2 separate regions of the Homo sapiens genome follow, and region 1 is linked to region 2. Evidence: chromatin contacts called from ENCODE Hi-C or POLR2A ChIA-PET data. All regions are on one chromosome and are shown on one strand. Each heading gives the region's core, a stretch centred on a gene start or an enhancer-like site at or near the end of the contact. The rest is flanking DNA. Distances are from core to core; before and after follow the strand shown.

The links. A loop is a pair of places that touch in the nucleus more often than their neighbours do. ChIA-PET counts read pairs that join two places held with the same protein, here RNA polymerase II (POLR2A). Pooled maps may share reads with other maps.
Region 1: a map of mammary epithelial cell shows a loop between it and region 2 (4-fold over the local background). The contact joins two enhancer-like sites. A Hi-C loop is called at or near these places in 1 of 168 maps with a recorded cell type or tissue (mammary epithelial cell) and 1 of 50 pooled maps. POLR2A ChIA-PET finds 5 or more read pairs at or near these places in 1 of 52 experiments (WTC11).

What each region holds. Positions count from the first base shown.
Region 1 is chr5:130,650,427-130,654,102 of GRCh38, reverse strand. No RefSeq gene overlaps it. Among named protein-coding and RNA genes, the nearest start is that of HINT1, 510 kb to the left of the region's middle. Within about 2 kb of position 1,747, at least 2 of the 41 ENCODE cell types and tissues checked have a DNase peak (open chromatin) inside an H3K27ac peak, as active enhancers do; they include mammary epithelial cell, where a contact is called at or near this core.
Region 2 is chr5:130,526,477-130,529,924 of GRCh38, reverse strand. It overlaps the pseudogene ARL2BPP4. Among named protein-coding and RNA genes, the nearest start is that of CHSY3-AS1, 620 kb to the right of the region's middle. RefSeq lists an enhancer at 1-197. Within about 2 kb of position 1,349, at least 2 of the 41 ENCODE cell types and tissues checked have a DNase peak (open chromatin) inside an H3K27ac peak, as active enhancers do; they include mammary epithelial cell, where a contact is called at or near this core.

The sequences.
Region 1 (3,676 bases), core at 498-2,997, 120 kb before region 2:
TTTTCCTAATGAGATTAAAAACATATCTTTCCTATGGGTATTTCTAGACCATATTGTCCTTCTTAAATGTATGCAATATACTTGAGGTTATAACTTAAATGCTTTAGGTACTGTTTAATTTCATGCAGCCATAATTAGCTATTTATGACTACCATTATGTGCATTGCCTCCTGACCCTTATGAAGATCATGCTTGGCTTCACAGAGCAGTGATTTGACTGTGTGTTAAGCCATCAGTGAAACCAGACTAGTTATTATATGAAGAGAAAGATTGCTTTCTTTGCAACAAACAGAATTTCTTTTCTAATCTAATGAAATCACTTGAGAAGTTATTCATATAAAATCTTTGTGAAATGAAATCTGGGGATGCAAATAGATTTTTACCTCCATTTTACAATTTGGAAAACTGTCGTATGTGTATCTACATATCATGTTTTTCTTTCCTTGCATACTGCAGTCTGAAACCATAGAACATTTTAACTTATAATTCAACTGTAAATCAAATGCTGGGATGCAAGAATCTTTTAATTTGGCTATGTGGTTTCTATTTGTTTTTACTATTTAAAATATACTGTTTTTGAAGACATAAATTATTGAAATAATTTTATATATCTTTCCTTTTCAATTGAAAGACTTTACCTTGTAGATGCCATCTTTGCTAGTTTACTTTACTTTTCTTTTTTTTTTTTTTTTTTGAGATGGAGTCTCGCTCTGTTGCTCACTGCAACCTCTGCCTCCCAGGTTCAAGCAATTCTCCTGCCTCAGCCTCCTGAGTATCTGGGACTACAGGTGCATGCCACCATGCCTGGCTAAGTTTTGTATTTTTAGTAGAGACAGGGTTTCATCATGTTGGCCAGGATGGCCTCGATCTCTTGACCTTGTGATCTGCCCACCTCGGCCTCCCAAAGTGCTGGGATTACAGGCGTGAGCCACTGCACCCAGCCTTCCTTTTTCTATTTCATTGGAACATATGCCATACATTCAGAATTAGAGTCTCCTCAAAGAAGATGCACAAGTGTCTATGGCTTGTGTCAAAAATTATGAAAAATACAGTATTAATGTTGACGTCTTTGGTGACAGTTCAGGGAAACAAAATAAACAGAATGTTTTTAGGTAAGGGATTACAGCAATAATGAACACTCTAATAATAATTTGCTTTCAGAAACATGTAATACTAGATTAAATGTCATAAGTAAGACTGCAGGGAGATAAAGAATGAGATATCTGCTTTTTTCTTTGTTAATTAAATGAAATCAAATTCAATGAGGTCTTAAGAAAGGGAATTGTAGGCCAGAGGGCCTTAGGCTGAGATGAAGGGAGGAGGCTGATTAGAATTTTAAAATATCTTCTTATTGGGCCTCTTCTTACATGAACACTGCTACATCCACAAAATTCCAGTGTTTCACTATTACCAAACAAAAACACAAAGGAAATAGGAAGTTATTTACACTACCTATTAAGGACTCCTTTATGCCTAGAATAGATTCTGAGCCCAATGCCAGGCTCCTGACCTGGCAGGCTCCTGACCAGGCTCCTGACCTGAGCTCTAGGCTCCTGACCAGAGCTCTAGGTCACTTCGTGAATTTGAGAGTTTCTGCATAGGTTTGTGTTCCAGTAACGTTACAGAAACATATGTCACTCAAGGAAACCATGACATATATGAAAATAGTTGCTGTATGATGTGTTTAAGTATAAACAGGAGCAGAGTGAATCATCACTGGATGATGAGTGACTGAGGCCCATTTGGAGGATAGAGTGAGAGTGTGAATCATCTGTGGGAAAGGCAAAACACATATGAAGTTCTAATTGTGAGACCTGGAATTTGACTATTGCAGATGTTAGTATGTTTTAGCATTCAGTGGACAAATGCAATCTGCCATAAATCAAGACTGATTTTAGTAATCAGTTTTCAATCCTGAGAGTCACTCTTCAGCACCCAAGATTTAAACTCATTTTACTACTGAGTCTTAAGTCCCTTCTCCTTCCCACTTGTGGAAAGTACAGAGGAAAACTTGGGAACTGTTGGAGTACTGCTAGGAGGGTAGCAGCAAATTTGGAAATTAATAATTCTTAAACATAATGCTATAACATACTGGTCTAGCCAGATCAGTTGTAGAGTGTATCACAAAACAAATGACAAGCAATATACTTAGGTGTATTTGTAATCCCTCCTATAGGTGAAAAGAGGGACATTATTATTTATGCTTCATTGGGTTGTGCCCCACCTGCCCATTTCACCCCATGAGTCCAGCTGGAGAGCACTTATCACTGTATCACAGCTACCCAATAGTCACACTGCCTTCCCTGTTGTTCCTGGGATCTCTGGAGTATCTCATGTCTGCTCCAAACTAGCAGCCTCATACAGTCTTTTCATGAGCCCCCCTCCACTTGCCTGAGGAATTTTCTGTCAGTGCTTCCCCTCCCCACTTGCTGAGTAATGTGCTATCCCATTGCCTTCCCTCTGCCCCTGGAGCTGTTCTGCATTTTATTCTGAATTGGGAGAATGCCTGCTCCCAAGCTATTGTTCAACTTGGTTCCCAAGTTCCAGAGCTGCAGGACTCAGGCCCCAAGTCTCTTGTGGAAAAGTTGCTCCAGCTTCTGCTTTCTGCCTCTCTATGGGTATCAGATCTATTGCGTGGGACCAGGACACTGTCCTCTCTAAGGGCCTGGCTTCCTCATCCCTAACCTGGCATCCACGCACTAATAACAGATTTTACCCAGAAACACTATTGCTTAATGCTTATCAACTGAAACCAAGTTGGTCCTGGGTGATACCTGATCCGTAATCTACCATAGTGAGATGACTATTGAAACTTATGTTTCCACTAGGTCCTAAGTTCCTTCTTCCCACTTCTGGAAAGTACAGAAGAAAACCTGGGAACTGTTGGAGTGCTGCTAGGAGGGTAGCAGCAAATTTGGAGATTAATAATTCTTAAACATAATGCTATAACATATTGATCTAGCTTATGCTAAAATGAAAGCTCCACAGACCATTTGGACCAGTTAGCTTTCTGTGTGGCTGGAGATTAGACAACTGTGGAATAAGCAAGAAAGAGAAATTATAAAATATGGAACAAGGAAATTAATTATTTTGAATCCAAACTGTTAAGGCTCTTAAATGATATGCTGTATTTAAATATTATTTGGTAGATAAATAAAATCAATAAAAAATTTAAAACAGGTGAATAACATGGTTAGTTCTTTCTTTTATTTTTAAAAGATATTCTTGGTAACAATGCAAGATAGATTAACCTAGGGATATGCAATGAGACAGATGTAATGACTAATGCAATAGTCCAAGTAAGAAATGATGAAAGCCTGATAAAGCCATGCACTTGTGTTAATAATAATGCTAATATTTATTGTTTACCAAATTAAAGATATCAAGCTGAAACCTAGAGAGACCAAAAAGAAGTGATTAAAAGCATGAAAACTTCAGTCAGAATGTCTGGGTGTGAATTCTGGCTGAATATTTACCATCTGTGTGACTTTGGATGAGTTACTTAATCTCTGTGTTTTCAGTTTTCTCATCTACAAAACAGCAGTAATAATAGGACTTATTTGATAGGTTTTTGTGATAATTAAATGAGTGATACATGTAAAGTACTTAGAAAAGTGCTTGGCCATAGCCTTGTTCTTGTTCCTATTCCTAATCCTATTATCATTATTTCTCAAGA
Region 2 (3,448 bases), core at 100-2,599:
CCAGAATGCTCCCATTCATTGCCTGGAGGCAGGAACTTAGTGCAGCAGATTGTTCTGGGAAGCTGGCATAGAAGATGATTTGCACGGCAAAGTCACCACTAAACCACTGCTTAAGTCCAGTCCCTGGCCTGTTTTTTCCACTTTGTAGTCCAGAAATATTTCTTTAAAAGCCAGAAAAATCTATAAATGCGAGCAGCGTGTTGAATATGTCACCAGCCACTTCATCCTTATGGTGCTGTAATGTTGCTGTGAAAACTGCCATGTTAAATCCAGGAATCCTCTCCAGCAGCTGTTCTATATACTTTCCTACCAAAGAAATATATTCATTAAAAATAGGCATGAAGTTGAGTTTATTTTCTTCTGCATCTGCAAACTCTCAGTAGTACTTGTCCATGAAATTTCTCTAATAACTAGAACTTGTCATCTTTGATAATATCCTCTAAATATCCTATCACAGCATCAAATTCTGCATTAGAGGTTAAGTACAGTGCAAAGCTCTCTTCATCTAAGGAGGCCACTGTTGCTGCCCTACCCACCAGGTGGGCCAGGGGCTGTTGGGCACCCATCCTTCCCTGGCTCAGGCCTGGGCCCAGGCTCTGCTCTGTTCTCCAGAGCCTCAACCTGGCTGGCTGGCCACTGAGGCCACTGTCCACTCACAACCCAGCTAGGTCAGCACCTGCGGGAGAGGCCCAACCTTGGGATCCCCAGCTGCCACCATGCATAGGTTGGCATGCACAGCAGCCACTGCCACTGTGGGTCCAAACATCCCATATTCATACATTTTTAAAGGAATAAAATACCATAAAAAGAGGAATGAAAGGATATATCAGAGGAGAAAAAGAGCTGCTCTCAGATAATTAATTGGAGAATTGCTGATGAATTGTATTTGAATTCAATCTTGCAGGATGAGTAGAAGTAGACACACAGAGATGAGAAGTGTTTGTCACCTTGGGTCTTCTGAGAAGCAGACACCAACATGGGACTATGTGTACTAGACATTTATTAGGGGAGACACTTATGAAGAATAAAGGGTGAAGGTGTAAGAGTAGATAAAGAAAGCCTCAGAACATGATGCATGTCTGTTCTTTTTAAAAGGAGAGAGGGAAGAATTAGATAGGAAGAGCTCTAGGCTGTAGCATTGTTCTCAGAAAGTCTCAGGCAGGATCATGGGGGTTCCATGAATCAAAGTTGCCTATTTGAGACATATTGCACAGGGCAGAAATGGGCTAGCACTCATAATTCTACTATGCTGAGTCACTGGTTAACAGTAGCCCCAGGAAAATGTGGTCTCAGCATTCACAGGACTGGCTGCTGCAGGCTTTCAGTTAACTCTGCTCCCTATAGCAGGTTTTCTTAAAGAGATCTGAAGGGAACATGTCCATGGCTGCCCTATGGAGTAAAGATGATCAGGCATACAGAGAGAAACTGCAAGATGTCCATGACAAATAGCAACCTCAGATTGTGTGGAATATGATGTACAGGAAAGATAGTGGTGGAAGGAAATTACAAAGACAGTCTGAGACCAAAACTTTGAACAGTTTTGACGAATCAAATGGGGAGTTTAGACTGAACAATCTTTCATAATAATGATTCATTACAAGTTTATTTTTTAACAGAAGGGTGGTGCTGTCATATTGTCTAGTTTTTTTTCTGAGATGGAGTCTCGCTCTGTTGCCCAGCCTGGAGTGCAGGTCTCGGGTCACTGCAAGCTCCGCCTCCCGGGTTCACGCTATTCTCCTGCCTCAGCCTCCAGAGTAGCTGGGACTACAGGCGCCCACCACCACACCTGGCTAATTTTGTTTTTTGTATTTTTAGTAGAGACGGGGTTTCACCATGTTAGCCAGGATGGTCTCCATCTGCTGATCTCGGGATCCGCCCGCCTTGGCCTCCCAAAGTGCTGGGATTACAGGCGTGAGCTATCACTCCCGGTCTAGTAGATGAATATTGAAGAAATTTAAAACATTGATTTTAGGTAAGAGGGATGCTGCAGTTCTAGGTTTATATTTAGAGCTCAGGGCCTAGAGAGGAAATTTAAATTACCCATTACAAAGTGAGAGTTAAAGTTGTGAAACTGAAGGGCATTGCTTAGAGTGAACTCAGAGAGGAGAACATGACCAAGAAAATATCCTTGGCAGATATGAGTTTAAAATTGAGCAGTCACATTATGTGTTGAGAATCTTGTTTCCTATCCTACTTTAAAAAGAGTATATTAATTATTTTTAAATGACAAAACATTTTTCCTCTCTAATATATGAGGTTAAATTTTCATTTAGAATTTTTCCTAAAGTGAGACATAAGGAAAATATTTTTGCGTAGTTTAAAATAATTAATGACAATTGTGAAAATACATTTATTTATATTTTATTCTATTTCATTCCTCCTCTTGAACATAAATGAATCCAAATGAACAGGTCATTCAGTGCAACTTTATAACTGAATTGAAAGCATAATGGTGAATATGATACTTTTAATAAAGTAAATCACTATCAATTAATGCCACTCAAGTGCACATCAGGTATATAGTCTATATTTTAAATGTTGAGAAAATAGAAATGACTTACTCTTTGGTGCCGATGTCCCTGAGCACTCACCCATGCCACACACATTCACACACAGCACATGGAGCTTCCCCCACTTCATCTTTGTTCCTTTATGCTTGTTCTTCCTCTTCCTTTTACTTTTCTTCATGCTTCCCTTTGCTCATTTCTCCTATTCTCATCCTGATCTTTCACAGTCTCTGAGTAATTTAGACCCATAGAACTATGATTTTCTTCATCAAGAAAGCCTTAATTGAGACAAATTTTTTGGGAAAAATTCATTCAGTTTAGAAGCGTTATTCTTACCTAATAAATATAATTTTTTTTTTATTTTTGCAAATCTTGGCTGAAATTATAAAACATGGCAGGTAAAGCAAACATCACAAAGACTTGAGACTTACAGTGAGGTCAGTAAGCTTGAGGAAAGCTGATGGCGAGGAGTGATTGGCCAAGCTCCAGATCAAACAGTTGGAGACTAAGGTAAATAATCTTCATCTGGTTTTGGAATGCAGTTTCCACCAGCTGAAAGGAGTATTGAGGCACCATGTGAAGCTGTAGCAGGCTTGTTTGTTGCTATAGGGTTGAGCCACTTAGAAAAATCTATCTTACTTCCTAGAAAATCCAATCTAGCGCCTTCACCTGCAGAGAGGAAGAGTTTGAGGAGTAGCTGAGGAGACTTTCTTGTTTGAAGAACAGGAACATAATGCATAATTCCCTGGTTCACTTGAGACGAGCAGTAAAAACCCATTCAATATGCAGAGACTGTTGGCCACAGCAAGAGAATGTGATTGCATTAATATTGGAACCATTTCTATGCTTTGAGATGATTGCTGAAATTGTTTCAAAAGTCCTTATGCTTAAACCAAAATGCTCTTTTGGCTTTCTCCTCTTAGTTCAGCTCAACTGTACAG